Regions from separate parts of the Homo sapiens genome. Here region 2 is linked to region 1. A link is an interaction called in ENCODE POLR2A ChIA-PET data of the cell type or tissue named here. Cell type or tissue: PC-9. All regions are shown on one strand. Links, peaks and the distances in the headings refer to the core of each region. The heading gives the core; the rest is flanking DNA.

The links. Peaks named below come from ENCODE experiments on the same cell type or tissue, not always from the same donor. Only the 100,000 strongest peaks of a DNase experiment are listed, where the experiment ranks them.
Region 2: POLR2A ChIA-PET joins it to region 1 with 16 read pairs; 1 of 35 experiments calls an interaction of 5 or more read pairs at or near these places.

The regions. Positions count from the first base shown.
Region 1 is chr2:238,376,237-238,386,419 of GRCh38, forward strand. The region is part of intron 15 of TRAF3IP1 (TRAF3 interacting protein 1); the gene reads left to right. Among named protein-coding and RNA genes, the nearest start is that of ASB1, 46 kb to the right of the region's middle. RefSeq lists an enhancer at 7,901-8,020. In PC-9, for the core only: no CTCF peak of the experiment used is centred there; a DNase peak (open chromatin) is centred at 4,745; H3K27ac peaks cover 1,725 bases.
Region 2 is chr2:238,638,986-238,649,168 of GRCh38, forward strand. No RefSeq gene overlaps it. Among named protein-coding and RNA genes, the nearest start is that of LINC01937, 76 kb to the right of the region's middle. RefSeq lists an enhancer at 1-86. In PC-9, for the core only: no CTCF peak of the experiment used is centred there; DNase peaks (open chromatin) are centred at 5,276 and 5,786; H3K27ac peaks cover 1,742 bases.

The DNA.
Region 1 (10,183 bases), core at 2,500-7,499:
GCTGCAAAATATTATCCTTTAACTGGGTTTTTCAACTATTTATAAATAAAAAATCATTCTTAGCTCATGGGCTATAGAGAAATCCAGGTGGTGGGCCGGTCCACAGGCTGTAGTTTATACTGCTCCACTGGCCCGCACTGATACCACCCTGCTGTAATGACTGTAGCTTCAGAACAAGGCCTTGTGTCTGGTAGCAAAGCCCCTGCCGCCTTATGCCTCTTCTTCAGCTATGTTTTGGCAATTATTGGTCTTGTCCACTTCCATCTACATATTATAACCTGCTTATTGAGTGCCGTGAAAAACCCTCTTGGGATTTCAGTTGGAGTATTTATGAACAAAACTATCTCTCCATTTATTTAGACTTGCTTTAAAGTCTTTTAGTGAATGTTTATAATTTGATTTGTTAAGGTTGTTCGTATCTTTTGTTAGATTTATATGTGGGTATTTATAGTTTATCTGCTATTATAAATACTGTATATTTATTTAAAATTGTTTTCTAGTTGTTGATTGCTGGTAGATAGTAATGCTGTTGACTTATAACCAGCTTCATTTAAAACTGTTTGCTTTAAACGTGTCTGTTGAGTCTTTTCTGTTTTCTTCGCTGTAATAGCAGCAAACACCTAATAGGGCACGGTGTGCAGGCTCTGTTCTAAGACAGCTAATAACATAGGTCATAGTGAGACTCGGGCACTGTTGTTACCCATTTTGAAACTGGGGCATTTGGAGGTTAAGGAACGTGTCCGGGGCCGTATGAGTGGTGAGTGGCAGAGGAGTGATTCAAGCCCAGGCAATCGCACCCAGAGTCCATGCCTTTAGCCCAAGCTCCGCACCATTGTCTGTGTCATCTGAAAGTCCTGATGGCTTCATTTCCTTCTTTCCAGTCTTAGGCATTTAATTCCCTCTTACTGTTGCATTTCTGTGGCTAGGCCCTCTGCTAGAGTAGGAATAGTAATGGTGATTGTGGGTAACCTCGTTTCCTTCCTTCCTGATTTTCTTTTTTTTTTTTTTTTTTTTTTTGAGACAGGGCCTCCCTGTCACCCAGGCTGGAGTGCAGTGGTGCAATCATGGCTCACTGCAGCCTTGCTTTCCTAGGCTCAGGTGATCCTTCCTCCTCCCAAGTAGCTGGGACTGCAGGCGAGTGCCACTCTGCCTGGCTAAGTTTTTGTAGGTTCCCCCCCCACTGTGGGGCTTGGTTATTAATGCGTGTTAAATTTTACTAAATGCTTTTTCTGGGTCGATTGAGATGATTCTATTATATTCCTTAATTCACTATATGATTGTAGCTTTTCTAATATGAAACAGTCTTTACATTCCTTGGATCAAATCAATTATGGTATATTATTATTATTTTTAATCCACTGTTAAGAGTCTAGTTGCTAATTAGTATTTTTCCATTTATATTCATGAATGAAATGGACCCATAATTTTGTTTTTCTTGTATGATCCTTATTTTTTTTAGTACCAAGGTCAAGAATGAATTGAGGATATTCTTTGTTTTTATCTGTTCTGGAAGAGATTGTATATGATTGGAATGTATTTCTTGACAATTTGACAGCTTCACATGTAAAACCACCTGAGCTTGGTGTTTCTTTGTGGGAAATACTTAAACCATTGTTTTCATTTTTGTATTAATTATGAGAGTATTCAGGCTTTTTAAAATGTGTTTTCGAGTCCATTTTGACTGTCAGTTTTTTGAAAATTTTCAAGCTTATTGGAAAAAAGCTCTTGCTAGAACTCTTTAATATTTGCTCTGGATGTAGTTTAGTTTAGTTTAGTTTTTGTTTGTTTGTTTGTTTTTTGTTTGTTTGTTTTAACCAATATTACTTACTTAGGCATTTTTCTTTTTTTAAATATATTTTTCCAGAAATTTGTCTGTCTGTCTAAACCACTGGCTTTTGGCTTTGTTGTTCTCTTTTTAATCTTTGTTTTTCTTTTCATTGATATCTCCAGTTTTATTTAAATTTTCTTCCTTCTCTACTATTTTTCTTTTTAAATTTATTAAGTTGGACACCTAAGTTACTAGTTTTTATTTAGCCTTTTAAGAATCTAATGGAAACTTGTTTTATGACTATAAATTATCATGTTTTAAAAGTTAGCATTCATTCATTCACCAGCCATCTGGCACCTGCCATGTGCTAGGCACTGTTCTCGGCATTCAGTCAGAAACGAATGACAAGGTTAACAACTGTCTTTTTGGCAGCTGTTGAGATGTTCCTATATTAATAGACTTCCTAATGTTGAACAGTTCTTACACACCTCAAATAACCTTTGCCTGGCCATCATCTATTATTTACCCAATATAAAACTATATTTAATTTGCTGACATTTAAAAATAGAACTTCATCTCTATATTAAAGTGGAATTGGCCTGGAGTTTGAGAGAGAGAGAGAGAGAGTTTGTGTTTAGGTTTTAGAATCAAGGTTATGTCCATTTTATAAAATTAATTTGGGACCCTGCGTTTTTTCCTGGGCCCTAGAACAGTTTAAGTCTGATGGGTGATCTGGGTTAAGGGAACTTTGAGGCTGGGCACTTTCTTCGCAGTTTGATCTGAAGCCGGGACCCCCCCCCAGGCCCCAGGCTGCTGGGTCAGAAGCCTCTTACCATCACTTGCAAACCCAATACCATGAGGCACTCAAGTGGTTTTGCGGTCAGTCTTTGCTGACCAGTACCAGGTTGCTTCTGCTCTTGCCTTCAGGGGAGGTGGGTCAGGAGTAGAAAGGCCCCAGAGGGAGGGTCCAGTCCTTCTTTGGTGCCCTCTGTGGGACTCAGCGTTCGGTCCCCACCTCAGGCAGCCTGGCGCTGATGCTGATGCAGCCGCCCTGTGTCAGGTGCTCAGCGGAACCCCAGACTTGTTCTCCTTGTTTCCTGTCGACTCACTCTTTGGTCGTCTGTGTGTCACTGGGGGCCTGTTTTCTTGCAGTCCAAGGTTACCTGGAGGCTGCTGGTCTCTCGGGCCGGACAACCCCCACCCCATTTAAGTCCCTGCCCACGAGTCTCCTCTTCAGAGAGGCCTTTCCTGTCCACCTAGCTGTGTGGGGCCTCAGCCGCACACTCACCATCTCTGACCCGGGCTCTGCTATCCTCACAGCATTGGTCACTGACTGAGACCATGCGACTGACTGAGACCATGCAGCTGGCTGTCAGGATGCTGGTGGAGGGAAGAGTGAGGAGTGCCAGCTTCAGCAGAACTCCTTATTCTGTCTGCCTTGGCAGCCACAGACACCTGCTCGTGTGAAGGCGGCAGCGTGGTGCCATCACTTGGGTATTTGGAACTTGACCATCCTGTATGTGAATTTTCCTTTGCTCATCCAGTCCTTAGACTCACTTCTTCTATTCATAATTAATTCTGTGACACGTGTTTTCTGCCGAGGACCTCTGACCTCATGGCCACTTCCTGCTGCAGGTTTAGACGGTGGTTTCCTCCCCCGCTCACATGCCAGCCATTCAGTTCAGTGGGTCTCTTGTTGCCCAGTAACTACCTTTTATAGCTGGTATTTTTGGAGTGATTAAATATGTTAAGAATTTAGAAGGCAAAATGTGTAATAATAACACTGGAGCCAGAATGATAAGGAAATACTGTAGCAATAGGCTCAATAGAAAATGATTAATATTTTAGTAAGACATTTAAAATAGCAAATCCAATTAGTTAGTACAGAGGTGGAAATAAAAAACAAAATAATTGAATAATCACCTCACTGGCCATTTCCAGCATTGATGGAGAAAGACAATTTTAAAGTCCATTTTAAAACTTAGATTCTTTTGCTGCTGCTGCCTATGAGATGGAAAGGGATTCTAAAATGTAGAGAAAGTGAACTTTACAACCTTATGTCCTTTGAAATTTGCTTAGAGGTTCATCTGCTCAGAGACGTCTACGTATTAGAACCATTCAGAGAGTGTTTCTGAAATGCTGGTGCCCAGGCCCCTCCCCTCTCAATTAGGATCAGTCTCTGGGCAGGTGCTGGCGCTGGGTGTAAAATTGCTCCCCAGGTGACTTCGTATGCAGCTGGATCCCTACGGTGCCTTCCAGCTTCTCAGAGGGCCTCTCTGAGCCCTGCAGGAGCCACGTGGAGAAGCTGCTTACCTGGGCCCTTTGGTTCCTGTGCACAACGACTGATCCTGTTAAACCCAGAAAATATGGTGTCTTCATGCCCAGGAAGGGAAGGTCCTCTCCCCCGGGTCCCTGAGTGGTGGGGGTGTCCTCTTGGATTTGGCTAATTTGAACAGGAAGCTCTGCAGTTGAGGCAGATCTTGCAGTATCCCCCTAACCGATAGGAAACATGCACTGCTGCCCGACCCAGTGGCCCAGCCCGGCCACTCACAGCATCTTCTTCTCGAGCATGTGGATGGACTTGGAGGCTTGTTTCCAGGCTGTTGTGGAAGAAGCAGATCCTGCTCTTCCTGAGCTCAGCCTCACCCTGAGCAGCCTCAGTTACCTGTGATTCACCCCCGGCCCCAAGGTGAGATGACCCCAACAATATTTTAAAGGAAATGCCTGCATCACACCTTTTTGTCTTTGAACTCCTGAAAAATCAAAATAACAGAAACACTGTTGTAAAGTGATTAGAAGAATGCAAGAAAATGAGGTAAAAGCATGTTAGCAACCTTCATTTTCATGAAGGTGTGTGAGTCAATGTTTAAATGTGAGTGCTGTAGCCATAAAACAAAGATGGAGAGCAAGGATCCTTCCTGGGAATATCTTCCATAGAGACTTAAGTTCTTTTGAGTGCTTGAAACCAGTTTTTCCAGATCTCTATTGAGTCTGACTCATTTGTTTTGGTTTCCTGAGGATACTCTCAAAAGGCTTCATCTGTCCTATTTACAGAATAGCAACTATTTTTCTTGCCACAATGACGGGATTTGGGTAGGATGCTTGGGTTTTTTTTTTTTTAATTATTTATTTATTTATTTTTTTTTTTTTCAGAATTCTGTTTCCATGGAACTCCTGGGTCAGCTAGGGTAGCTTGAACCCAAGTTTATCTTCCCCCTCTCAGAATCCCAGTGAAATGAATGGAACATAAAAATGGGGCAAAAACCAGTGAGGGTTGCACCCGCATTCCAGAAACTTTAGAAAAGTTTCTTTGGGACTTGCAGATGGGGCTGGATTCGAGGAGGGCCTGTAGGGCCCACTGAACCCCACTGACACCCTTGGAGGGGGCCATAGGCATGGGTGGCGGGTGGGGTGCTCTTTGATTCTTGTTCCCTGCTGTGGCTCAGTGGCATTTGGAAGTGGGCCCTGAGGAACTCCCAGGTTCAGGCAGGCTTGCCACCACGCTGGAGGCCGGGAAGGTGGGGGCCAGTCCTGTGCCTGCAAGCAGCACTGTGTGGAAGGATGCTGGCCAGGGGCTCCTCCAGTCACTGAAGAGAGATGGACCAAAGTTCCCTTGTAGACACCACCCTGATGGGCCACTGCCCTGCACTTGTCCCTGATGGGATCCTCGAAAATGGGTATAAACATTCATTTGCACCACTGTTACAGGTAGTGAGCAGAGAGAGGGTTCATGAAGCACCTCACGTGAGCAGAACTGACGGGGACCTTTGAGGAAAGCTCATCGTGGGCATGGGGTGGGATACTTCTGTAAATATGTTCATCATGCTCTACGAATTTAAAAAATGCCAATGATTAAGCGAAAAGCAAAAAAATGACATGAAGACAGGCTGAGAAGGAAAGGGGCTGGCGGGTAGGAAGCCACAGATGGGGAAGAGGAGCGCGCTGAGTCAAGGAGGGACTGTTACAGAAGCACACGGATGTGATCAGAGGAACAAAGTATTTACCTGAAGCCGTAAAGAAGCAGAATCGACACAACAGAATAAGCAACCAGTGATGTTTGGGGCAAACTTGAGAAGCCTTTCCAGAATATGAAGGAGGAAACACCAAAGCCATGGGGACATGTGAGAGAGGAGATGACAGAAAGGGGACAGAGAGCCCGGGTGTGATGGTTGGCATTCATAAGGAGGATACGAAAACAGGCGAAACAGATGCCACAGTGGTTCTCCTGCATGGAAGACCTGAGTATGCAGACAGGAAGGCACTCCCTGAGTGTCAGCTAAAAAGTACCAATATGATACTGAGACACATCCTGGTGGAATCGTTGACTGTCAAGGATAAGAAAAGAGCTCTGCAAAGGACCCAGCCAAAAAAGCTGATAAAAGAACAAAAATCAGATTGACCACAAACTTTTGCAACATTAAATGTTGAAAGAATCCAGAAAAATTTCACGATTGTAAAGGAAACATTGCAACAGAAGAACTTTATATAGCAGCTTAAGTTGTCATTTGCATCTGGAGGCAGTGAAATGGTGTGTTCAGATCAGCAGGTCGGGGAGGATGAGGGACATGTGGATGTCTGCCTCCAGGCAGGCCTTTTCCTGGGAGCGGCACGTCTTCCCTTGGCACCCCATAGATGTCTGAGGCTCAGCAGCTCACAGTCGAGTGTCACCAGCTTCCTCCCAGACAGACCTCCTTTGCTGGCTCAGCATAGGGCATCACTGTCCCCCAAGTTGCTCAAGAGAGTCCCACCCCTCCCTCCCTGCCCCTCCATCTCTCATAAAGCAAGAAGCCTGCATGCTTCTCTCTAGTCCTGCTGCCACCCTCTCCTGCCTTCATCAGTTCCCTGGACGGTTGGTCACAAGAGCCTCGTTGCCTCCTCTCTCTCTCCCCCAAGTTGGAAGCCACGTGTTTTTATTAAAACTTTGATCTCATTAGGTTTCTGTGCTCCTGAAATCCCTTTGTTGGCTTTTTATCGCCCATAGGATCAAGTCCGAAATCCTCACCACTCTCGGGCTCCAGCCACCTCCCTGCCTGTCTCTACACACTGTCCTCCAGCCTGCAGCCTTCCCTTGGCTTCCGGAACCTGCTGGTGGTTTTCACCTCTGAGGAAGTCTGCACCCAGCTCTCCCCTTTGTCTGGAATACTCACCCACTATAGGCCCACCTGCTGTAGGCTGCCCTCCAGGCAGTCTCCTACCACCCAGACTGTGTGGGGCTCCTCTTCCATTCCCCCATCTCCTTGGTGTCTCGGCAACTTGAATCAAACTTGCGGGTCTCTTTTCTGACTAGATTGTGAGAGTCCCAAGGGCAGTGGGCCCGGGCCCTGGCACACAGTAGGTGCTCAGTAAGTGCTGTGAGTGTGTGGCTGCACATAGTGGTGCTGTCCAGCATAGGCCTTTGGAAACTACCTATTAATGAACAATCTGCATTGAGTCTGTCAGTCATCATCCAACAGGTGAATGCTCACTGTCCCACTGCACAGATACACCGTGGCGTTTCCCTAGGCCCCTGCTGACTTTGGTGCTGGTGTGCTTACAGGCTTTTGCTATAATTAGAAATGCTGAGATGAAAAATCTTGCCCACGTATTTTTTAGCACCTCTCTAACGTTTCCTAAGGTAAATCTCAGAAGTAGAATCTTGGGTCGTCTAGATTGTCAACATCTTTCTGTCCCATACCTGAATGTGTTCATTTCCTCATTCTAGCAAACACTGGACATCTTAATTGATTTTGGATTCCTTGCTAGGAGCTAAACCCGTTTTATTACTTTTCATGTTGCAAATTGAGGTGAATAACTTTTTGTTTGTGCTAGTTGCATTTCTCTTTTTGTGAATTCCTGTTGTTATTCTTTGCATGGTGTTCTAATTTAGTCCGTTTACACTTAGTGCAGTTGTTGATATAGGGAGGCTTAAGTCTGTCATCTTGCTCCTTGTTTCACATATCTCCCCTTATGGTTTTTGTTCCTCTTTTGCTTATTTACTGCCGTCTTTGGGGTTGACTATTTGTTAGTTTTCTACTACATTTTGTCCACTGGCTTGTTCTCTGATTCAGCTGTGGTCTTGCAGGGCCCCCCCCATCTGGATGCATCCTCCTTGGCTCAGTGGCACCCTCATGCTCCTCCATGTAGACTCAGCTCTGTGCCCTGGTCAGGCTGTCATCCCCACACAAGATCTGGGGCACTCGTGGGCTGGCCTCCTGAGTGTCCCTTGTCTCGGGGCTCTCACTTGTATGCTGCCTCCGCCCACGGCTGACAACAGTTGCCTCTGATCTTTTGTTCTGTTTTACACTTGTTTGCTAGTCTGGTTTCTCCTTTTCTAATCTGTCCAGAATCAACCTGATGTATGTATGTATGTATGTATGTATGTATGTATGTATGTATGTATATATATATATATGGAGTCTTGCTCTGTTGGCCAGGCTGGGGTGCAGTGGTGTGATCTTGGCTTACTGCAACCTCTGCCTCCTGGGTTTAAGTAATTCTCCTGCCTCAGCCTCTGGAGTAGCTGGGATTACAGATGCATGCCACCCCGCCTGGCTAATTTTTTTTTTTTTTTTTTGTATTTTTTTTTTAAATACGTTTTACCATGTTGGCCAGGCTGGTCTTGAGCTCCTGACCTTGTGATCTGCCCGCCTCAGCCTCCCAAAGTGCTGGGATTACAGGCGTGAGCCACCACGCCTGGCCTGATGTCCTTTAAAAAGGATTACAGAATCCTAAAACTCTATGGCTAGAATGGAGTTTAGAGATTTCATTTCAGCAAAGATGAAGAAATTTGAACAAAAGGTTAAGAATTGCTAGTAATTTTTTCCTAAAGCATGTATTTTATTATATAATCAAAAGTGAGATAGAATATATTCTAGGATCGAAACTCTGTTTCCTAATAGATAAATGTATTTGTGACTAGTTCCCTTAGTAGTTTCTCCAGTATTTTTTCCTTCTTCATGTAGCCATGGCCAGGGAAGAGTCAGTCATTTCAGTTAAGAAATTCAAGTCAGTTGTAGCTTTTTATTTTTCTTTCTTTCTTTATTTTTTTTTGAGATGGACTCTCGCTCTGTCCCCCAGGCTGGAGTGCAATGGTGCGATCTCGGCTCACTGCAATCTCCGCCTCCCGGGTTCATGCCATTCTCCTGCCTCAGCCTCCCGAGTAGCTGGGACTACAGGTGCCTGCCACCACGCCCGGCTAATTTTTTGTATTTTTAGTAGAGACAGGGGTTTCACCGTGTTAGCCAGGATGGTCTCGATCTCCTGACCTCGTGATCCGCCCGCCTCGGCCTCCCAAAGTGCTGGGATTACAGGCGTGAACCGCTGCGCCTGGCCTGTAGCATCGTTTAAGTGTTGACTACTTACCTTACATTTAACCAAGAAATTATTCCTGAACCGGATAAAATCACTAGTCAGTGTACTTTCTCTTAAAAATAAATGACTCATGTAAAATTCAATATCCATTATACTGAAAACCTGTAATGAACTAGGAATAGAAAACTACTTCTTTTTCATGAGAGAGAGAAAACACCTGTGTCAACAGTCAACATCGTATGTAATAGTGAGTGGCTGGAGATATTTCTACTACAGTCAGGAACAAGGGTGGGTACCATGACCCTATTTAGATATTCTACAACAGTGGTCCCCAACCTTTTTGCTACCAGGGACTGGTTTCGTGAAAGCCAGTTTTTCCGTGGACTGCTAAGTCTGTTTGTACAGTATTCTTTTGGCCTCAAACCCACCTCTGGTGATGAGAATGTTTCTTTCCTTTTGGTGCAAGGAGGGCATCTCCTACATGGGAGTTTCATCACCTGCTTTTAAGAAGAAAGGGGGAAGTCAGACTGGCCTTCTTGCACCGCTGTTTTTTAAGTGCCTTTAGCTCAAAATAATGCTCCTGCCAAAGTAGCATATTTTTGGGTGGGATAGTCTGTCACCCTTCAGTGAACAGGTGATTTCAATAAATATTTCCCTTGTCGAAGTCAAATAAAATATAGAGACAAATCTTGAAATTTAAAACATTTTATTCGGGAAGAAAGAATTACAATTTGGGGTATACATGCAGACCAGATGGTCTTCGGTATGTCTGAAGAACAGAGCAGGTTGGGAGTTTTATCAGAAAGAGAAAGGTTACGTATTGTCTTGGAAGAAAACTCATTGGCACTAGAAAAGTTTTGGGGAGCTGGCAAGCTGGGATTGGTGAGTGACAGTGGTAGGTAAAGCCGGTCTTAGAGTCACAGAGGGTTGTTTCAGTGGCTTCTAGGTAAAACTGGTCTTAGAGTTACAGCAGGCTGTGTCAGCAACTGGGCTTCTGAAAAATATAACTCTTAAACATTTTTTTATTTTTATTTTTGTGACAGAGTCTCACTCTGTCTCCCAGGCTAGCGTGCAGTGGTGTGATTTTGGCTCACTGCAACCTCCGCCTCCCAGGTTCAAGCGATT
Region 2 (10,183 bases), core at 2,529-7,528, 260 kb after region 1:
TTGTGAGAGACTGTGGCTGCAGATACCTCACAGCCTGCAGTCAAGTGCTGCCTCTGGGTCCCGGGAGCCTTCAGGCAGAGCAGCGTTTGCCAAGGGTCACGACGGCTGTGTTCCGTGGTGAGTCCATGCACAGATGCAGTGTCGCTGGTGCCGCACAGCAAAGGAAGGCGTTCAACCACTGTGCACCTCAGTCCACTCCTCACCTGAGGCAACTCACGGGTGCTGGTGGTTCCAGAATGGCTATGCGGCGACACTCTGCGGTTGAGGAAGAGGGGTCCAGAGATGAAACAAACTGCATCGCCAGGTGGCTTAAGCAAGAAAAGCCACATTTCTGTCCCCACTGGAAGCACAGCTTTCCCATTCTTTTGAGAAGCTCCGAGCATATTAGCAACAGTTCACAGCTGCCTTCAGATTCCCTGCTTTTCCTTGCCTGAGGCCTCTGGCAAATCTTCCCTTCGAGGCTCACATTTTCTATACTTGATCTCACTCAGAGGTGAATTTTCTTCAATTTTCTGTTTGTCTGAATGAGATGTGCTCAGCTTCGAGGTGCTATTGAGAATAAGAACAAAGCATCTCTTTGTCTTCAGAGCACTTTCCCTGGCAGCTCTGGACAGCTCGGATTCTGAATATTAACTTTTCCCAATGCTTCAGTTGTTATTAAAGTAGAAGTCTTGGTCCATCTCCACCTTGAATCTAATGTTTGTAGAAAGATTCATGTTAGCCCACATGTAGAACTCGATTTATAGGCAAGAGACCTTGAAACTCTTTGAATTCAAATGTTGGAAGCCTTCAATGAAATGGAAGAAAAAAGTGAGGACTTTTTTTTTTCTTTTCTTTTTTTTTAGATGGAGTTTAGCTCTTGTTGCATAGGCTGGAGTGAAATGGCATGACCTCGGCTCACTGCCACCTCTGCCTCCCGGGTTCAAGCGATTTTCCTGCCTCAGCCTCCTGAGTAGCTGGGATTACAGGCGCCCGCCACCACACCTGGCTAATTTTTTGTATTTTTAGTAGAGACGGGGTTTTGGCCCCATGTTGGCCAGGCTGGTCTCGAACTCCTGACCTCAGGTGATCCACCTGCCTCGGCCTTCCAAAGTGTTGGGATTACAGGCGTGAGCTACTGTGCCAGGCCAAAAGTCAGTACATTCTGTTTTTAGGAGAAAGAGGAAAAGCATGAGGAATCAAATTTATCTTGAGGATAATTAAAAGAAAGAAAACTCTGACACATTTAGTCCAATGTCTATAGATATCTCTATAGCTACCTGTTTGGTGCTGTGGGAATGTTTCTTTCCCTAGTCCTCTGGGACCACTCAAGATATGTGATTATAAAATAAATCCCTTCCTTTGCAAATCAAGGCAGACAAGTGAATTAAAATATTTTGAATGAGAAAGTTGGAAAAAAAAGTTTTCTGGGTAGCTCCACTTTTCCAGAAAATTCTATCCATGAACTGCATGTCCCCAGGCACTGTGATTTCTGGCACATTTGTCCATCTGTGGTTGGCTTGCAGCCATGAGCCTAAGGACGTGGAAGAAGATTTTCATTGTCTTCCTGAGAGTCCGGAGTCTCTCTAGTGATGCACGGGATGCTCTTGTCTTCCTTACTGGACTGGTCAACTTTGGTGCTTAGAACTGGATGGGTCTGTCCTTACAGCCCTGCCTGGGATGGGGTGCAGGGGAAGGGCACCACTAACTGTCAGGAGCCTGCCCCTCGGATCACCTTCCAGATGCAGCATCCCGACAAAATGCCACGAAGGTGGTTTTTTCCTAAAAGCCAGGAAGCATAACTTGGTCTTTGTGGTCATCCCGCTTCTGGTAGGTCATGTCGTGCTAAGTACTGAGTAGAAAAGTGGACAGTTTTTTCAACACATATGCCCCTTAAAGAAATTCTCAGCAAACAAGAACACATGGAACATCTTAGAAAATTAATTAATTCACCTCAAATCCTCCTCCTCCGATGCATATGTAATACTGAGCGTCTATTGCTAAAAATCAGACGAATGCACATGTTGTAGATATAAACCAGTAGGAGACAACTTTGGGGAAAATTTTTAAAACAAAACATATTCCGATGTGTTTGAATTATGCATTGTGAAGATATTCAGACTTTCCATGACTGAGGCAGCCATGATTGCTGTTTGTTTTTAAGGGCAACACACGTTTCAAAGATTTTGTTTTGTTCTGTTTGTTTTTCCTACAGAGCTAGGATTTGCAAGACAAATATGGCTTATACTTTAGAGGAATGGGATTCGAAGATGGAGAAATAAAACGCCAAAATCAAAAAAATTTTATGAATGTCATTTCTTTCTGATATCATGATAATTCTCATTACAATAAAAAGAACCTGTGAGATGATTCCATTTCTGGTGAGCGGAAAGTGCCGAGCGACTCTCCTTCTCAAGGAAGGTTGAGGTACAAGGGCAAGCTTTTGTACTTGGATTTAAAAGAGAAGTTCTAGTTTTAAATTCTTGGTCTGCTGTTAACCAGCTGTAAATGTTGGGAAGTCATTTTCTTCATCTGTAAAATGCGTAAAAGGAATATTTGTCTTATAGGATTTTTGCACTTTGAAATCCAACTATGCAACTCATTATTTCTTTCAACTGTGGCCACATTCAGGATCCCATGGTGTACTAAAATCTCTTTGAATCAGAAAGCAAAGAAGAAGGAAGAAACATTGGCGTTTTCCCTGTCTCCAGCATGGCTGTAGGATGCAGAGTGATTGAAAATGGACATTTATTAAGATGATTAATGTGTGCCCTCGGTTCTACGAGATTGTCTGTATAAATTGTCTTTCCCTATTCAGTCTTTGTAATTTGCGCCTTCTCTATTTTTCGGTAGATATTTTTTGCATTTGGGGAGGTTTACTTTTTTTTTTTTTTTTTTTTATAAAGTTTGCCTTTATAGTAAGACTTTCATACAATACCATTTGCATTAGACGAAGGCCTAGTCATGAGAAAATCACATCCGTTAACTGACCAGGGAGCATTTACTCTAATTATTAACTCGGAAAAGAGAAGAGCTCCTAATGGATAAAGAGCACACGGGACAGCTGTGCAGGGAGCAAGTACCGCCTCCAGGGCTAAGGCAGGGCCCTAGGGAAGGAACACACTGAGAAAAAGCTCCCCACCCCATGTACCCCAGGAAAGGATGTGGCGCAGCGCCACTGCATATTCTGCTCCTAGAGACCAAATTGTAAAAATAACCTGCATCAACTTGCATGTAAAAATATACTGGTGGGGCCGGGCGCGGTGGCTCACACCTGTAATCCCAGCACTTTGGGAGGCCGATGTGAGTGGATCACCTGAGGTCAAGAGTTCGAGACCAGCCTGGCCAACATGGCGAAAACCCATCTCTACTAAAAATACAAAATTAGCTGGGCATGGTGGCGGGCGCCTGTAATTCCAGCTACTCTGGAGGTTGAGGCAGGAGAATCGCTTGAGCCTGGGAGGCAGAGGTTGCAGTGAACCGGGATCACGCCATAGCACTTTAGTCTGGGTGACAGACTCAGACACTGTCTCAAAAAAAAAAAAAATACTGGTAGGAGAGAAAAAGAAAATGGTTAGGACGTCTAAATAAAAACACACAGAGGAGCAAAAATATGCAAAGCTACTTGTTTCTGTATTGGTCATGAGGCCGTAGTTGACATATTTGGCTTCCTTTGTCAATGACTTGTTCCGTATTTCCCCAGCTTTAGCTAGAACCTCTGCTCATGCTGTCCTTTGCCTAGCATAGTGACCCTGACATTCATTCATAAAGTGTCTGGATCTTTGATCCTGCGGCCTCTTCTTTGGTTGCTGTAATTTTATATCACCCTTTGCTACAGGGCATGAAAATACTAAGAGGCATCCTGGGGTCCAGACATGGTCCCTCTACTCTCTGAAGAGAGAATTTTTTCACCAAGGTGTGATGGGGCTGCTGCCCCATCGTGGGCATGCAGATGTCATTATGTTAGGAGTTTTCAGGTGAGACCATCCTGTGCAGGGGAGGACTGGACACCAAGGCCTAGATCTGGGTTTAGGAGGAGAAACGGCCACTCTATGAAAGCGCCCATCAGAGCCGCTTGCTCCAAGCCTGCTTTACCAAAGCCCTGCTGCTATTGTTTGGGGCCTCATTTCCACTGCTGCTGCTCCTGGGTCTGTTTCGCTTAGAAGCCTCCCAGATGCACAGCGTCTGGCGAGGTGGTGTCGGGGACCCCTTCTTGTGGGGAGCGCCACCCCACGGAGGGCTGGAGTCAGGAAGTGCTGATGGCCTGTCTTGTTCCAGGTTGCTTTTCAGAATCGGAACTTTCATTCCATGTACAGTTGTAGACACCCGTGGATGCCCGAAACCTCAGATAGTACCAAATCCTACATGTACTGTGCTTTTTCCTATGCATATATACCTACAATAAGCTTCATTTATAAATTAGGTGTGGTAAGGGGTTAACAATAACTAACAATAAAATAGAATAATTATAACAGTTGCCAGCATCATCACTCTGGTGTTTTAGGGCCATTATTAAGTAATATAAGGACCACTTGACAATCTGATCACTGAGACGCCTGTGAAGTGGGGTCTAGAATGTGGATGAGCTGGGTGAAGGGACAATCCCTGTCTGGGGGATGGAGTAGGTGGTGTGAGATTTCATCACACTGCTCAGAATGGCATATCATTGAAAACACATGAACTATCCATCTCTGGCACTTTCCATTTACTATTTTCAGACCTTGGTTTACCGTGGGTAACTGAAACCTCAGAAAGTGAAACTGTGGATGAGGGGGCACTGCTGTAGAAGGCAAGGTAACGCTGGGATTTGGAGGAAACTCTTAGAAGCCAGTGATGATGTGGACTTGCTCATTGATTGATTGATTGATTGATTTTTTGGTAAACTGAAAGCTACGAAGAGCCACAAATGAATGAAGACGACTGAGGCAAACTGAGCCTCTGAGTGCCCCTGGAGGGAGACTCCCTTCTCTGTGGGGTTTGCTCTGAGTGGTTAATAATCCAGGTAGAAAATCCACTGGTAGAGGTAGTGCAGGGTGGGAAGAGACCTGGGAAGGAGGCTTTGGTCCAGGTCCTAGAGCAGGCTCCAGTGTGACTCCAGGAGACTGAGATATCCAGGGGCCATCCCACACTGTGCTTCCTAAAGTCTACTTAGCGGCCCCCTCACTCACTGGATAAGAACAGTGGCTTCCTCCTCACTGAGCTTTCACTGGTGCCTTAGGCTCCACTGTTGGAGATCTAGTTGTTTTAGTCACTCTGTTGTCTCATGCTGGAGAGAAGCGACCTTTCACATGAGAGTTAGTCACTTGTCTATGGTGAGTCAGATGCTATCAGCTGCCCTTGGTGACAGGAGGCTATGGATGGATATTAATGGCTGGGAGGAGGGTCAGGAGGCCACCAGCAAGCTGAAAAGAGTGGCTTGGAGAGGTGACAGTAAGTCCTAGAAGGAGAGATGAGCCTGGGAATGTCCAACTCCATCGGCTGACAGGGCTGACCTGCTCTGCACCTGCCGTGTGAAAGGTACCTGGGTCTGAGTCAGGTCCCGTAGGGCCCAAGCACACTCACATGGACTTCCTGTTACTGGGGCTGCAAAGAGTTGCTACTTCCAACTGGAAGGGGCTCTGACCAAATTCACAGCCCTGGACCAATCTTTCTGTTTGGCTTGTAGCAAACTTGCAAATTCCTGTGAGGGGAAACAAGATTTATTTCTCATTGAAACATTCACAGAAGAATCAGGTTCAAATAATTATTCCCGACTTCACTTCCCTTTTACTCTGCGTTGCTTCACAAAGACGCACACACACGCACACAGAAATGAGTCATATGTTCAGCTTTCTGAAAGTCAAAGAGAATAAACAGATGCCACAGAGGAGATGGAAAACTGGCATTGTTTTAATAAAAACTCTGAAGACAAAGGAAGGAACAGAAACTTAAAGATTTAAAAGAGCAAATCCCAATGGTGGGTGATTCAAACATCTTTCCAATTCCCACTCCCACCCCAGGAAATGCTCCCTAAGCGTGAAGGAGGGAGGTGTCTGCAAGCTTCCTGCTGACATGGCCCGGGACAGGCAGAGTCCAAGAACAAAGGACTGGCTAAGAAAAGCATGGAGATCAAAAATACTTAAAAATATACATGGGTATGAAAAGGGTTAGACAGCTAGAAAACAAAATACAAAATGTCACCTTTGAGTAGTGAAGTTTTGGATGATTTTTATTTTCTTATTTTATATAAAATTTATAACAGGGGTCCCCAATCCCTGGGCCATGGACTGGCACTGGTACCTGTCTGTGGCCTGTTAGGAACCAGGCCTCACCGGGCCTCACGGCAGGAAGTGAGTATTGGGTAAGCGAGCAAAGCTTCATCTGTATTTACAGCTACTTCCCATCACTCACATTCTCACCTGAGCTCTACCTCCTGTCAGATCAGCCGCAGCATTAGCTTCTCGTAGGAGCACAAACCCTACTGTGAACTGCGCATGTGAAGGATCTAGGTGTGTACTCCTTACAAGAATCTAATGCCTGATGACCTGTCACTGTCTCCCATCACTCCCAGATGGGACCATCTAGTTGCAAAAAAAAAAAAAAAAAAAAAAAAAAAGCTCAGGGCTCCCACTGAATCCACATTATGGTGAGTTGTATAATTATTTCATGATATATTACAATGTAATAATAATAGAAAGTGCACAATTAATGTAATGCACCTGAATCATCCTGAAACCATCCCCCTTCCCCGGTCTGTGGAAAAATTGTCTTCCACAAAACCTGTCCCTGGTGCCAAAAAAGGTTGAGGATCGCTGTTTTATAATATACCAGTATTGCTTTGTTCATTAGAAAAATGTACAGATTATTTAATAAACAGCTAGATCACTGGCCTCATTTGACCACACAGCATAAGTAAACAACTTGCCCCAGGTCATCCAGTGCACATACCAGTCAGGCTGGTGCCAATTTTGTGCTTTGTCTGCTGTACTATACACCATAAGTGCCACCACCCTCACCCAAAGATAATGAGCCTTGCCAGCCAGAGGGGAGAAAAATCATTTGAAATGATTTTTACAGTAATTTATTGAGGTGAAATTCACATGAAATAAAACTAACAATTTTTGCCATTCAGTGGCAGGGAGTACAGTCACAAAGCTGCACAGCCACCCCCTCTACCTGGTTCTAAAACATTCCCATTGCTGCACAGCAAAACCCCTTATGCATTAAGCAGTTTTTCCCTATTCCTCAACCCCCACAGACCCTGGCAAACCCCAATCTGCATTCTGATAGGATTTTTCTTTTTAAAGGAAACATTTTAACTTTTATAAAATAATTTTGGAAGTGACTCATACTTTGTTTCAACCTCTGGAGAGGCAAATATTCTGCCATGGTCCAAAAGTGATGGGATTTCTGGGTGACCTTTTCTGGGTACAGTCTCCTTGGTGTTGGTGGGATTTCTGGCTGTTGGAGGCCGGAGCCCTGAGTCCAGAGCCCAGCAGAGGCCTGGTCTGCCAAGCCTTGGCATTCGTCACAAGCACAGGGTGTAGCACTCTCTATTATATTTACTTTTGCAGGAGACCTCTGGATTATTTAGCTCTGCAATGCTCACTGGTGAGTTCAGAACTAACAATTACTCCTAAGACAGTATGCGCATGTCAGACCATGGTTAAAAACGGACAGTGCTGACAATCTTTAGGGTTCTGTCATATCCCCCAGAAGGGCTTCAGTGTGGACCATTTCACTCCAGATAGGCTCCAAGGGGTTTGGAAACACCATCAAGAGGACATCGCATGTGAGGAATTTTTGAACCGACTGAAGGACTTTGAAAGTGAAATTTCCTGACAGGCTTAAACTTCCACATCAAACATTAGCATCTTCAATAATTTCAAACAATGGGACTATAAAGTTTGCAACTGCCTTTGGAAGGAAGAAAGTGAAACGAGCTCATCTTAGCAACTGAGGGAGAGGAGAGCAGGGAGGTGGGAGTGAAAGTGGTGGGTCCAGGAAGAGACAGGTAGAGGGAGGTGGGGCTGGCAGCCCTCATGCCAGGTAGTAAGCCTGACAGCCTCCAGGTCTGGAAGCCTGAAGTATGCAGAGGGTTCCACTACATGCCTGCTACATCCTTAACGGCCTTACACATCTCCACCAGTCAGGTGAGGACCATATTATCTCTGCTTTAGGGATAGACACGAAGACTTGGAAGGGTCTACGCTGCTCTCATAGTTTAGACTACACCCTTGCTTGGATTTCTTGTACATCAGTCCTTCCACAACACCATGATCGACAATTTCAAAATGCTTTCCAAAGCCCAGTTTGAGTACATCGCCTATCTAGTACCCTTCATCCCCATTCTCTCTTTCCCCACTTAGGCCATCACAAGACCACTATCTTGGCAAGAGTAGAGTTGCTACTGAGTACAAAGTGCATATGTTGGACTTTTTATTTCAATGTTCTAAAGGAGAAGAAAAGATGTACCAAAAAGAGAAGAAAAAGCAGGCTCCAAGCTGCTAAACCTTGGCCTGGGGACTTGTGTGTCTAGTATGATCTGTGGGCATGGCCATGGGACTCATGCTTTGCTTGTTAGTTGTCTAAAAGGAGTAGAGCAGAATCATTATAGAAGACTTGGAAAATGCAGAAAGATTATAAAGACTTACGAGGATAACTGTGAATACTTTGGGGAATCTCTTCTGGTCTTGTTTCTGTGAATATAATAATAATGTATATATTTTTACATTTTCTGAAAATGGGAAGTTATATTTTATGTTATGGTATAGGTTATGTTATGCTTAGATTTATATTATGTTTCTTGGTGACTGCCATTTTTACTAAGGGATCTATTCTGAGCATTAATGATGATTTGAAATATTCCCCTAAATCACACTTTAAAAATGATTCTATACAGTTCTATCACCTGAATTTATCAAAACTAATTATTTAATCCTTTATGTCTAGATGTTTTGGTTGGCTTTGTACATGCATCTTTCCTTTCAACCTTTTGTACTATATCCTGGGATTTTTATATCCAAAAATGTTATTATTGAATTTCATAACATAAGCAACCTATTTTCCAAGAATAATTGTAATATTTTTATTACTTTTAATAAATATTCTAACAGTATTTATTTAAACTCATTCCTTTTTAAAAACTGTTTCTATTGGTCTCCATTTTTTAACTTTTCCATATTTTTGAACTCTCAATATTGAATCTTTTTTATTCAACTATAAAATGTTGAAGTAATTTTTAGAGTATGTATGTATATATGTGTCTGTATAGACAGTTTTTGAGCCTCCATATCCAAAAGTGTCTCCATACTATCCTCATACTTGGTGGAAAGATTCTCTGGTCACAATTTTTTCCCCTCAAAGGTTTTAAAAAAATCTGAGAGTTTTAAAATTTCAGGCACTTAAGTGATATTAATTAGGAAAAGTCTCAGGTGGCTTGATTTTTTCTTTTCTTTTTAAAAACACTTTCTAGTTAAAATATGCAAATACTTGGTTTAAAAACTCAAACAAGGCCAGGCACGGTGGCTCACACCTGTAATCCAAGCACTTTGGGAGGCTGAGGCAGGTGGATCACCTAAGGTTAGGAGTTCGAGACCAGCCTGGCCAACATGGCAAAACCCCTGTCTCTACTAAAAATGCAAAAATTGGCCAGGTGTGGTGGTGTGCACCTGTAGTCTCAGCTACTCAGGAGGCTGAGGTGGGAGAATCGCTTGAACCCAGGAAGCAGAGGTTACAGTGAGCAGAGATCGCATGACTGCACTGCAGCCTGGGCAACAGAGTGAGACTCCATCTCAAAAAAAAAAAAAAAAAAAAAAGTCAAACAAGATTGTTCTACTTTTTCCATCTCCCATTCCTGCACCCAGGATTTTTGGGTTTTGAGCTGTTTTGAGCTGTTTTCTTTTTGCAGAAAGATTATAAAGAGTTAAAGGATAACTGTGAATACTTCGGGGAATCTGTTCTGGTCTTGTTTCTGTGAATATAATAATGTATGTATTTTTATATTTTCTGAAAATGGGAAGTTATATTTTATGTTATTTTATAGGTGGAATTAAAATTTCAGGCATTTAAGTGATATTAATTAGGAAAAATCTCAGGTAGCTTGATTTTTTCTTTTTAAAAACACTTTCTAGTTAAAATATGCAAATGCTTGGTTTAAAAAGTCAAACAAGGCTAGGCGTGGTGGCTCACGCCTGTAATCCAAGCACTTTGGGAGGCTGAGACA